Regions from separate parts of the Homo sapiens genome. Here region 2 is linked to region 1. A link is a contact called in ENCODE Hi-C data. All regions are on one chromosome and are shown on one strand. Each heading gives the region's core, a stretch centred on a gene start or an enhancer-like site at or near the end of the contact. The rest is flanking DNA. Distances are from core to core; before and after follow the strand shown. Region 1 holds the start of MKKS (MKKS centrosomal shuttling protein). Region 2 holds the start of PCNA-AS1 (PCNA antisense RNA 1).

Region 1 (6,277 bases), core at 1,925-4,424:
ATGAAGAGAACTATATACATTCATAGCTTAGTACAGTGCCTAGCATGTGGGAAGTGCTCAATACACGGCAGCCATTACTTTTATTGGGAGTATATTATCTTATACGAATCATATATAAAAATAGGCACCCCTGGAGGTTCCTGCTTGATCAAAGCAATTATATATTATCATCGAATATTTTGACTAAAATTGGGTTCCAACTTATAAGGTGAGGAAATACTGTAAAGACAAATCCAAACACAGTCATGTATCCCACATTCACAATATTTAGGGATTAGCAATTTTCACTTCAAATATGTACAAGATTAATTCTATCCAAATGCTCACTTAGTGTCTATTAGGTGCTAGCAAGACTACTAGCCTCAGGGGGGAACTACCAAGAAGAGTAAGGCATGATTCTTGTCCTCAAGGAGAATACAGGTTTGAGAAGATAATGGGACAATCTTAATAAAACATAACTCAATGCTGTATAGGGTCAAAAAACCAAACCAAACCAAACCAAACCAAACCAAACCAAACCAAACCCGCACAAAAAACTGCATAAAGTCTTTACCAAGTTGACTCATTTTTCAAAATCATAGTTCTCATTTTTTCCTCTATCCTCCTCTGAATTAGTCTCAATCCATTTTTACTTACTCCATCTTTAGTTACGGCAGGGAGTCAAGATCTAGAAAAACTAGTCACTGCCACCCACGATAACAGAAGGTAGCAGCCACTTGTCTTCTCTGCTATATTCCTAGTGCGTAGCAGAAAAGTAGAGAATCTTGTCCCCTTTGGTCCACAGAGGATGGCTTATTCTTCTGCTTCAGCTCTTAGTTCAGATGTCACCTACTCAGAGAGCCTTTCTCTCAGCACTCAACCTAAAGTGTTTTCCCTCTCCCTCCCCATTATTCTCTAGCACGTGATTCCTTCAAAGCCCTACCTTTGTGATGAATGCTGTGATGTGCCACCCTGACCCCCCTAAGGAATGAAAGGCTTATTTCCCCAGCTCCTGGAAGAGCTGAGACAGACCTCGGCTGCCAGCCTCCGTCCATGATTGACTTGGCTGAAGAGAGTTGAAGTTAGGCCCTTTCCAGGGAAACAGACATCTAACGACAGATCAATCAAGGGGTATAAAAGCCTGGCCCTTCTCTTCAACTTTGAAGGGCCAACCCAGCACTAGAGTTCCTGTGGGACTGGTGGAGAACATCCTTGAGACTTCACTGCAGCTTAACTTTTTCTATTGCCCAATCCTGCTTCCTTTCTTCCTTGGTAATCATCCAAAAAGTCTTCTCTAGTAAATGTCCTGCCTCTAAATCTCCTCAGAGTCTGATTCTCAGGAAACCCAACCTAGGACAATCTAGAAACATCTTGCTCAATATCAATGTGCAATCACCCCTCAGTATTTGGGGGATTGCATCCAGGACCCATGATGGATACCCAAATCCAGATGCTCAGGTCCCTGATTTAAAAATTGTGTAGTAGGCCAGACGCCGTGGGTCATGCCTGTAATCCCAGCACTTTGGGATGCCGAGGCGGGTGGATCACCTGAGGTCAGGAGTTCAAGACCAGCCTGGCCAACATGGCGAAACACCATCTCTACTAAAAAATACAAAAATTAGCCAGGTGCAGTGGCGGGTGCCTGTAATCCCAAACTTCTCCGGAGGCTAAGGCAGGGAGAATTGCTTGAACCCGGGAGGCGGAGGTTGCACAGTGAGCAGAGATCCAGCTTCAGCCTGCGCGACAGAGCGAGACTCTTTGTCAAAAAAAAAAAAAAAAAAAAAAAAAATCGTGTAGTTTTGTACACAACTTGCCACCTCCTTCCATGTACCTTAAATAATCTCTAGGCTACTTATAATACCTAATACAACGTTAAATGCTATGTAAGTAGTTGTTACACTGCAGTGTTTAGGGAATGACAAGAAAAAAGGTCTGCACGTGTTCAGTACAGATGTAACCATCTTTTTTCCCCCAGAATGTTTTTATTTATTTATTTTCTTAAATAGAGTCTCTGTCGCCCAACCTGGAGTGCAGTGGCGTGATCTCCGCTCACCGCAACCTCCGCCTCCAGGGCTCAAGCGATTCTCCTGCCTCAACCTCCCAAGTAGCTGGGATTACAGGCGTGCGCCACTGCGCCCGGCTCATTTTTTTGTACTTTTAGCAGAGACCGGGTTTCGCCACGTTGGCCTGGCTGGCCCCAAACTCCTGACTCAAGTGATCCGCCCGCCTCGGGCTCCTAAAGTGCGGGGTTACAGGGGTGAGCCACCAAACCCCGCCGCCCCAAAATATTTTCTATCCGCAGTTGGTTGAATTCACACATGCGGAACTCATGGATAGGGAGCGTATTGTTTCTCCCCCATCACTAGAACATGGAGTCAGGACCGTGCAAGTCCCTCTTGGTCACTGCCGTATCTACTAACTCGGCAGTGCTGTAGACACGTGTATATCTGTTTATGGATAAACTGAAGATGTTAATGAATGAATGAAACCGTCATATTGAGTCTCTGAAACGGCAACAGGATTTGGGTATGGTCTTATCGGGGAGGAAGACGAGCATGACCTTAGAGGGTCATCCCTACAAGGTCCACAGCCCTGCAAGCCCCGCGGCTGCTTTCACGTAGCTGGCAGGGCCACGCTGCACAACGTCTCTAACGCCGTCGGAGGGCGGCCCCCACCTCCCGACAGCCTGGGGTACACCGTGCACCCTCCAGACAGTCAGGGGCACACGGGGCCCCTCCCAGCGAGGGAGGGGACGGGGAGTCACAGGTTCGGCGTAGAAGGCGGCAGCGCAGGTGGGAGCGTGGTGAGGCGCCACTCCTCCAGCTCTCCCCACCGGCGGGAAGACCTCCTCGCCGCCCGCATCCGTGCCGACCGCAACATTTACCATCGGCAGCTATTTCAGAGGTCGGTCTTTCGCCTCCTACAGAGAGCCAGCCTCCTCCTTGTCCCCGCCCTCAAATATCCTTCAGTGAGGACACCGGTGACCTTTGGGGGTGGAGAGGGAGGCGCCTACAAGCCCCTTCCCCTCTCTTCGGCCGGACACAAAGCGGGCTTTTCCACCTAGAGTCCCAGCGCTCTCACCTGCGCACCAGCCGTCGCGCCGCCCCAGGCCGCCACCGCCAGAGGCCCCAGAAACAGATCTCAAGCAGCCGCTGCTGCCGCGGATCCCGACAACCTTCGCGTCGCGCGAGGGCACGGAGCACGCGCAGCTCTGCGGTCGACGCCGGGCCGCCCCCACTCCGCTTCTCCGGGTTTTCCGTGAAGCTCCAGCCAACAGCGGCCGTCACCGGAAAAAACGGGGAGCGAAGTTTATTCAGCGTATATTCCAGCAAATTGTTGAAACTGAAATTTTAAAAGAACGCATAAAATTTAAATAACATATCAAAATGGCACAGCTTCTGCCTTTTGGTGAGCGCTTGACAATGATTTATTGAATGAAAGAAAGAAATAGTCCACTGCGCTCTGCTCTCTGTCCTGACATGACCAATTACAAAGCGCTTGGATTTGTCGCTCAGCGCCAGTATCCCGCCTCTCTGTGCGGTTGTCTGGAAAATCAGGATTTTTACTCTCCCGTAACTCCCGGGATCGGGTTTGGAAAACGGACATGCGCCGTGAGAGCTAGTTGCCTTCTACTAAAGCATCCGCCCTCAGTCCTTCCTGAGGGCTTACAGGGAAGTGCGGAGTTTCGCAGCTCGTACTCTTCACAGATTAGATAATTCACCCGGCATTTCCCCATCCTGCTTCTGGGTTCCAGGACAAAACTTTTATTCTCTTTTAACATTAAAAAACATATAGGAAGTTATGTTCAAACATGGCTATTTTTATTAAAATTTATCCGGCACTGTGAAAGCTACCTTTCCTTTCTCACAATCTTTCGCACCGAATATATGTTCCATTCTTGAGCTAGTCATTTTCCAATGTTAAGAAAACACACCACAGAAAAGCGTTTTTTTTTCTCTCGGTCAGTTCAACTGCCTAGCACCGTGAGTTACCATGATACGTTATTTGCTAATGAGAGTCATTGGGGTCCCAGCCTTTAAAAATAGCCTGCGTCCGGCGCCATTTTTGTTTTGGGCCCACTTTGAAAGCCGCGATATTCTGAACAGAGGCCATTTTTCTTTTGGGCAGATTCCACGGGCCATCGAAGTGTTTCGCTGCCATCTTAAATCCTGGCTGTGGCCTCAATCCTGCAGCGAAGCTGCCCAGATCATTTTGTGTTTGGGCGGCGGCTGAGTTCCCAAACGCGCGCGGAGACCCTGGGAAGGAGGAAGTAAGCGCGAAAGTGCTTCCCTTAAGCTTCTGAAGGTTGGCTGCAGTTCCGGCTACCTGTGTAGTCCGAGTTTCCACAGCCAGGTACTACTCCGCCAGTGACCCTGGACAGTAACAAAACATATAAAGCCCGAGCCCAAACCCCGCCACCATCATAGGTAAGCACATGGACCTCTGACAACCTCAGATGTTCCTTCAAGTGAACTGAACTGTTTGCCCATCTCCTCCCTCCTGGTTTTTGGCTTTGATTTTTTGAGACTTTTCCGAATCCTTCTCCCTGTACTTCCACCTTTCTTCATTGTTTTCAAAAAGCCAAAAAGTTGCTAAACATCAGGATGCCATGAGCATGGGCATTACGGTGGAGATATTATTCAGGAAAGTTAACTGTCTTTGCACAAAGGGAATGCAGTAGATGGGCCAGGTATTTGTATCAAATCATGGCTACCTGCATCCAGCAGTACAAATACCTCCCCCTTCCCAGACATTTTTGGAGATGTGAGGTAAATACAGATTGCGTTTGTATATACTTCCCATTCATTCATTTATTCATTGCATTTCTTGAGTACCTAATTTGTGCTAGGCCATAAGGATTCAGGAGTTAGCTAAAAAAAATCCATTAACTCATGGAGCCTACATTTTATCACCTTGACATCTACTAGGTTGAGACAAATAACAGTATTTTATGGTTCTTAGCACTGCTAGACTGTATAAACAAGTATTTGCTTTCTCCTTCCCCTGAACTATTTTTTTTTATTTTTAGTTTTTAATTTTTTTGGCCGGGTGTAGGAATTAATGGTATTGACACTTACTTCTTGGATCCTAGACATAACGATATTTGTAAGCCAGTTGGCTAGCGTTAAAACTAATATTCCAGTTACTTAGGGCCTTGTTGCTCCAAGTTCATTTCACCTACCACCAGCATCAGCATCCCTGGGAGCTTGTTAGAATTACACTTCATGACTCTCACCCCAGAGCTGCTGAATCAGAATCTTCCTCAAGAAGTGTACCTTAAAGTTCAAGGAACATTGATTCAGGGCATGGGCTAAAGATACAGCCCTTTCTTTCTTTCTTTTTTTTTTTAGATGGAGTCTCGCTCTGTTGCCCAGGTTGGAGTGCAGTGGCGCGATCTTGGCTCACTGCCATCTCCGCCCCCCGGGTTCAAGCAATTCTCCTGCCTCAGCGTTCCCAGTAGCTGGGATTACAGGCGCGCGCCACCACCCCCGGCTAATTTTTGTATTTTTAGTAGAGACAGGGTTCGCCATGTTGGCCGGGTTGTTCTCGAACTCCTGACCTCAGGTGATCCACCCGCCTTGGCCTCCAAAGTCCTGGGATCACAGGCCTGAGACATCACGCCCGGCCTGGCCCATTCTTTGTTCAACCCGTGCTTCTTAACTAGATTCACAGTGTATTATCAATTTATTGCATGTTCTAAATGCAATGGATATTTGACAGGTTTTTTTCTGTGCTTTTAGTTCATTGACTTGATGTTAGGGCGTCAATTTAGCTTTCCAAAAAGTTGAAAAGAGATTTTGTCATCCCAATATACTTATATGTAATTTCTGTTATAACATCTGAAATGTAGGGTTTTCTCTGTAAGTCTTAGCATCCAATTTACCACTGGTTTGCGTTTTTTTTTTAAAAGTTGTTTACTGTGCTTCTTGCTTTCTCATATCTTGTATGCATATTTGTACTTTTAATTTGTTAAAAGTTGAACTCAAAAGTTTGCATGTGGACAGCAGTTCAATACTGACTTGGAAAACCTTGGGCCTTGGTTTACCAAAGCTTTTTGTGGCACCTTGCTTTCTTCTGTCTTCCCATTTTATTTTACTTCTTTTATTTTTATTTTTTGAGACAGGGTATAACCCTGTTGCCCAGGCTGAAGTGCAGTGGTGGGATCATAGCTCACTGTAACCTCCAACTCTTGGGCTCAAGCGATCCTTCTGCCTTGGTCTGTCAAAGTGCAGGAAAGCAGGCATGAGCGACTGCACCCAGCTGCCTTCTGTCTTTCTTTAATGAGAAGACTAAATCA
Region 2 (6,277 bases), core at 2,500-4,999, 5.3 Mb before region 1:
ACGTATTAATTTCAGCTCTGCAAACTCTAATTAATGACTTAATGGATCTAGACAATGACTATTATAGCTGCTAACATTGCAAACACATCCAGACACCCTGTGCCTCCTACTAGAGGCACACACCACCACCTATATTCTTGCTCTCTCACCCCCGAAACAAAACACCCTGAATATCAAGGCTCCAGGGCTATAGCTACCAGTCTGTAGGACACACAGGGTAGAGGAATTTATGTATACACAGGAATGCAATCAGCAAAATCCAAACTCTGGAAAACTTAATAAATGATCTAATTTCTTCAACAAATAGATTGTAATGGAAGGGGGAAAATGAAATTAGGGGAAACCAGGCTAGGTGTGTTGGCACACACCTGTAGTCCCGGCTACTTGGGAAACTGAGGCAGGAGGATCACTTAAGCCCTGGAGTTTGAGGCTGTAGTGAACCGACTGCACCACCGCACTCCAGCCTGGGTGGACAGAGCAAGACCCTGTCTCAAAAACAAAGAAAAACAGAAAAAGAAAAAAACGAGGTTGGCAGGAGTGGAAATGTGATTCAGGAAACAGATAAAGAATCAGCTCCTAGACTTTATTAATTTAAAAAAAAACCTTTCAACTGAATTTTACCTTTATTTAAACTAAATGTTGACTACCCATTCAAGGGACAAGAGAGCAATATATAGTATTTATTGTAAGCTTATAATATGCCACACACAGCATATGCTAAGCTCTTTAATGCTACCGTATTTAATCCTAACAAGGTTATGAGGTTAGGACCTTTGTCCTTGATTTACAAAGTTTTAATTTATGCCCAGGTTAGCGAGTTTTTTTTGTTTGTTTAAGATGGAATCTTGCTCTGTCACCCAGGCTGGAGGGGAGTGGCATGATCTGGGCTCACTGCAACCTCCGCCTCCTCGGTTCAAGTCATTCTCCCATCTCAGCATTCCAAGTAGCTGGGATTACAGGTGTGCGCCACCACACCCGGCTAATTTTTATATTTTTAGTAGAGATGGGGTTTTGCCATGTTCTTTCTATTTTGGTTAAACAAGGGCTCTCTAGGTACTCTCAAAGTTGCATGGAGTCTGCTTTCTAGCCTTAGTGAGAAGTCTCCTTCCTGTTTAACCTTTGATTCCTACAGCCTGTGACTTTGGCTAAATTGTCACTTAAGGTTGCTCAGCCTGCTTCTCCACCTTTAAAATGGGCTACCAATTGGACCCACAACATGTAAGCTAATATTAGGATTACATAAGTGCTCCAAACAGGTAGACTTTTACTCCTAACCATATCCTTCTATTGAGCTGCTGTCCTATGCTCAATTATTTGGTAAGAGAGTAAGTATCTCCAGAAAGCTAAAGGTTATACGCCTAACTTCCCAATCCTACCCTTAAGAGCCGGTGTGGACTTGATCCATAAACCACTGTTCTGTGGTATGTACACGTGCTGAATTTGTATTCCCTTCTTGCAAATATAATTCTAAATTGGATGACACTTATAAATCATTCGCAGATTTCAACAGTATCTCAATTTTCAGAAATTACTTGGGATCCAATTCTGTCTACTTTTAATTTTAGCAATTAACCTAATAAGCAGTATTATAATTCTCTTCAAACTATTTTCTTTTTACTTAAAAACTACTTACAGCTTCCTCCTCTTTATCGACATTACTTGTCTGTGACAATTTAATGTTTCCATTTCCAAGTTCTCCACTTGCAGAAAATTTCACTCCGTCTTTTGCACAGGAAATTACAACAGCATCTCCAATATGGCTGAGATCTCGGCATATACGTGCAAATTCACCAGAAGGCATCTTTACTACACAGCTGTACTCCTGTTCCTATTAAGAACAAAAATTTTCCAAAAGTTAATTGTTAGAAATTTAATGATTTGGCACCCTCACTTTCTTAAAAGGCAACACCTAAACAACTCAGAATCAATATTTTCTGATTACTTTAAAATATGACTTGCGTAATTTCTTAACAAACTCCACTCAAAAAAATAAATGGCTATTAAATGCACCATCCAGGGAACAAGAGCCTCCTCCTCCTCATCCTCCAGGGATAAAGTAAGAGAACATTAGAGTATGGCACAGAAATCATGATGGCGCAAGCAGGCCTAACTACTTTCTAAAAGAAAGCAAGAGAATATATTAGGCATTTTCAACATTCAAACATTTCTTCTCTCCTTTGGTGTTTATAAACCTAACCTGGATAAATTTCTTCCAAGTCAGCTTTAAAATCCACTTAATAAAAAGCAAGCATTCTAGAAGGAAACAAATTTTAAAAGAGGTTCATGGAAGTTAATGCAAATAGACAACTGGCAGTAAACAATAAATTTAACCTGTGAGTTTTAGACTTGTGGTGAACAACTATCCAAATACTAAAATCTCTCTTTGAAACATGCACCAGTAGATATATTTCTAGAAAAAGTTGTTATGAAGTAGGCTTAAATTATATTAACATATCTTGACGGAGGAGGATCACTTGAGGCCAGGAGTTCCAGACCAGCCTGGGCAAGACTGCCCCCACGCCCACACACAAAAATGAAAAAATTAGCCAGGTGTGGTGGGACAGGCCCGTAGTCCTTCCTAGCCACTTAGGAGACTAAGGCAAGAGGACTGCTTGAGCCCAGGAATCCCAGGTTAGAGAGAGCTATATGGCACTACTGCACTCCAGCCTGGGCAACAGAGCCAAGACCCTGTCTGTAAAAATAAACAAACATTCTATGACATAACTATCGTGCCTGTGTACAGCACTCTCTACAATGAGAAACTGATACTCACTGGAATTCCAAGTTGTTCAACATCTAAATCCATCAACTTCATTTCATAGTCTGAAACTTTCTCCTGGTCTACCAAAAGAAAGCAGATGCTTTTGAGAAATACTGACACAGAGTTTTGATTTTCTGTAGCTTCGTGACTCGGTAAAAAGGTACGACTTACTTGGTGCTTCAAATACTAGCGCCAAGGTATCCGCGTTATCTTCGGCCCTTAGTGTAATGATATCTTCATTGCCGGCGCATTTTAGTATTTTGGACATACTAGAAGACAGGAGACACATGCTTTAAAATCAACGCCGTCTGCTGAAGGGCTGTATTTCGAACGCGGTTAGAAGGGGTTACCACTCTCACCCATCAGGCCGTCTCAGAACTGGTGGAGGGTAAGCGGACTGCTGGAGGATGCCATTATTAATGCAGACGTTTTGGGACGCATCTGGCAGTATTTATACTAAAATACCACCAGCAGTGTCCCTTCTGGATAGAAACAATCTCCTGCCACTAAGTAGGATGACAGGCTGCCACATTTCTCGCAAGGGCATTATAAAGCATTTAAAGTCAACCGCGACTGAGCCGGGAGGATCGCTTGAGCCCAGAAGTTGGAGACCAGCCCGGGCAACACACCGAGACCGTCTCAGAAACAAGAAAGCCACAGCTAAAGCGTCCATTCAAGGCCAACAGGATTTAGTGAGCAAAGAGCCCTGGAACAGTGTTCCTGGCACTGCGGAAAAACCCTTGATTTTCCCGCCACCACCCGCTTTGTGACTTTGGCGCGAAAAAGCAGGTTCGCGCAGCAGCCAGCGCGGGCTTTTCCGAACCGCGCGCTCAGCTGGGCCCCACCCCACTGCGTGGCAGGCCAATGAGAAGGCGCGGATGGCCCACGCCAGCCAATGAGGGCTAGGCTCGAAAGCGCTCCCGCCAAGCACCGGAGGTGCAGGCGGGCCGGGGCCGGCTTCCCGGGGCCGCGAGGCTCACCTGGTGAGGTTCACGCCCATGGCCAGGTTGCGGTCGCAGCGGTAGGTGTCGAAGCCCTCAGACCGCAGGGTGAGCTGCACCAAAGAGACGTGGGACGAGTCCATGCTCTGCAGGTTTACACCGCTGGAGCTAATATCCCAGCAGGCCTCGTTGATGAGGTCCTTGAGTGCCTCCAACACCTTCTTGAGGATGGAGCCCTGGACCAGGCGCGCCTCGAACATGGTGGCGGAGTGGCAACAACGCCGCTACAGGCAGGCGGGAAGGAGGAAAGTCTAGCTGGTTTCGGCTTCAGGAGCCTCAGAGCGAGCGGGCGAACGTCGCGACGACCGGCTGAGACCTAGAAAGACAACGACCACTCTGCTACGCCTGCAACCGTTTAATGCCGCCGCGTCCGCAAGCGCGCGCTCTCACCCTGCGCCGCGTTGCGACGTCACCACGCTGTCCAGCCCACGGCCTTGCGGGGAAGACTTTAGGGCCAATCGTGTCCATGCTCCCCGCGAGGCCCGCCCCCTAGAGCATACATTGGAGGAAGCGGGCGCAGGGCGGGGCAGCGTCGCGCAGGTCTCCCCGCCTCTTTGACTCCTGAACCCGGCCGCAGAACAAGTCCGGGCATATGTGGAGATCGGGTCCCGGTCCCGGCTCGTCAAGCCCCAGCTTTATGGTGGCTCCTCAGCCTCCCACTACGTGGGTAGAAAGTTTCCAGCCACGAAAGTGAAAGTGAAATGCAAATCAAGCCTACCGGGAGGAAAAGCCTCCTTGCAGCCTGAAGAGAGTACAGCTGCTGCAAATATGCACTTTATTTTTCAATTACAGAATTGATGCGCTCGTAGGTGTCACAAGATAAAGAGGTGAATTGTTCTGTTAAACTTAGCTCCCTATCATCCTCTTAACATTCCCCCGCCAGCTCTTATAATCACTCAATCGTTCATTGTATAAAGCTTTTAAAGCTTTTTTAAAAGTTCGAATACACTTTTTTTTTTTCAAAAATGCACTCATTCCGTAAACACTTGGAAAAGTACTTAATAAAGTACATTTAATTTTATGCCACGTACATCTTTTATCATATCAGTACCTCTTTAAAACATAGCATCACATGTATATAACATAATTTATCAATCTCCTGTTGTTTAACTACAAACACCTTTGAGCACTTAGGCAATTTTGGTGATATCAACTCCTTGAAGTAATACAGCTGAGTCAAAGAGCGTACACATTTAATATTTTTTCTTTTCTTTTCCTTTCTTTTTGAGATGGAGTCCTGCTCTGTCATCCAGGCTGGAGTACAGTGGCGCGATCTCAGCTCATTGCAACCTCCGCCTCCCAGGTTCAAGTGAGTCTCCTGCCTCAGCCTCCCGAGTATCTGGGATTACAGGTGCCTACCACCACCCCCGGCTAATTTTTGTATTATTATTATTATTTTTTTTTAGTAGAGACGGGGTTTCACCATGTTGGCCAGGCTGGTCTTGAACACCTGACCTGAGGTGATCCACCTGCCTCGGCCTCTCAAAGTGCTGGGATTACAGGCGTGAGCCACCACGCCCAGCCAGAAATTTTCAATTGTTACAGGATGGACAGGATTTGTTGTTTCTCTCTTGCTTTCTTCACACCACTTCTCTTTAGTTACTTTTAATACCTTGGTCAGCAGAATTCTTTAGTTTTTCTACCATGTATCTAGGTATGGAGTTAGTTTTATTTGTCTTGTTGAGGGAACTGAAGATTCATTTCAAGTCTGACATATTCTCAATCATTATGGCTTCAAATATCTCCTCTCCTTAGTCTATTCTTTATCTCTGGAATGCCTTTCTTTCCTTTTTTTTTTTTTTTTTTTTTTCCTAGTTCAGCTGTGACTCCATACAAGGTTCTAAGATGAGTTTCACAGTCTCTTCCCTGGATTTTGTGGAGACTTAACTTTACCCTTCTGTATCAGCCTCTTAAAGCACTGGGTCAGCCTTAAAAGGGAACAGGAAAGGGCATTTCTATTATAAGATGCCTTCAATTGTAATATGTACCATTATTTTATGTAGCACAAGCAAGAAAACTGTCAAACTTTTTTTTTTATTATTTTCTAGAGAGGGGAGTCTCCCTTTGACACCCAGGCTGGAGTGCAGTGGCAAGATGACTACTCACTGCCACCTCCAACTTCTAGGCTCGAGAGATCCTCTTGCCACCTCCCAAATAGCTGGGACTACAGGGGTGCACCACTGTACCTGGCTAATTTTTAAATGTTTTTGTAGAGAGAAGGTCCCACTATGTCGCTCTGGCTGGTCTCCAACTCCTGGGCTCAAGCAATCTTCCCAATCGGTCTCCCAAAGTGTGAGATTACAGGCATGAGCCACTGTGCCCAGCCTCAAACTGTTACACAATGCTTTATCACTTAGAATTTCTTTTTTTTTTTCTTTTTCTTTTTCTTTTTTTTTTTTCTGAGACAGAGTCTCACTCTATCACCCAGGCTGGAGTGCAGTGGTGTGATCTTGGCTAACCGCAATCTCCGCCTCCTGGGTTCAAGCAATTCTCATGCCTCAGCCTCCTGAATAGC

Evidence for each region. A loop is a pair of places that touch in the nucleus more often than their neighbours do. Pooled maps may share reads with other maps.
Region 2: a map of B cell shows a loop between it and region 1 (32-fold over the local background). The contact joins the promoter of PCNA-AS1 here to the promoter of MKKS in region 1. A Hi-C loop is called at or near these places in 3 of 168 maps with a recorded cell type or tissue (B cell, left colon and naive thymus-derived CD4-positive, alpha-beta T cell) and 10 of 50 pooled maps.

Annotation. Positions count from the first base shown.
Region 1 is chr20:10,431,048-10,437,324 of GRCh38, forward strand. MKKS (MKKS centrosomal shuttling protein) reads right to left here and starts at 3,175. Exons shown (of 6, transcript NM_170784.3): 1 at 3,061-3,175. SLX4IP (SLX4 interacting protein) reads left to right here and starts at 4,258. Exons shown (of 8, transcript NM_001009608.3): 1 at 4,258-4,406. LOC128706665 reads right to left here and starts at 3,175. Exons shown (of 3, transcript NM_001394148.2): 1 at 3,061-3,175. It overlaps LOC128706666, which reads right to left and starts at 3,175. Exons shown (of 3, transcript NM_001394149.2): 1 at 3,061-3,175. RefSeq lists enhancers at 570-1,071, 3,022-3,081, 3,972-4,201, 4,362-4,411.
Region 2 is chr20:5,115,837-5,122,113 of GRCh38, forward strand. It overlaps PCNA-AS1 (PCNA antisense RNA 1), which reads left to right and starts at 3,750. Exons shown (of 1, transcript NR_028370.1): 1 at 3,750-4,133. It overlaps PCNA (proliferating cell nuclear antigen), which reads right to left and starts at 4,122. Exons shown (of 6, transcript NM_182649.2): 1 at 3,742-4,122; 2 at 2,933-3,030; 3 at 2,774-2,841; 4 at 1,634-1,828. The coding sequence starts at 3,962. It overlaps LOC124900464 (small nucleolar RNA SNORA26), which reads right to left and starts at 5,703; the gene lies at 5,581-5,703. RefSeq lists enhancers at 2,696-3,576, 3,316-3,465, 3,577-4,457, 3,906-4,075, 4,206-4,655 and a silencer at 3,656-3,715.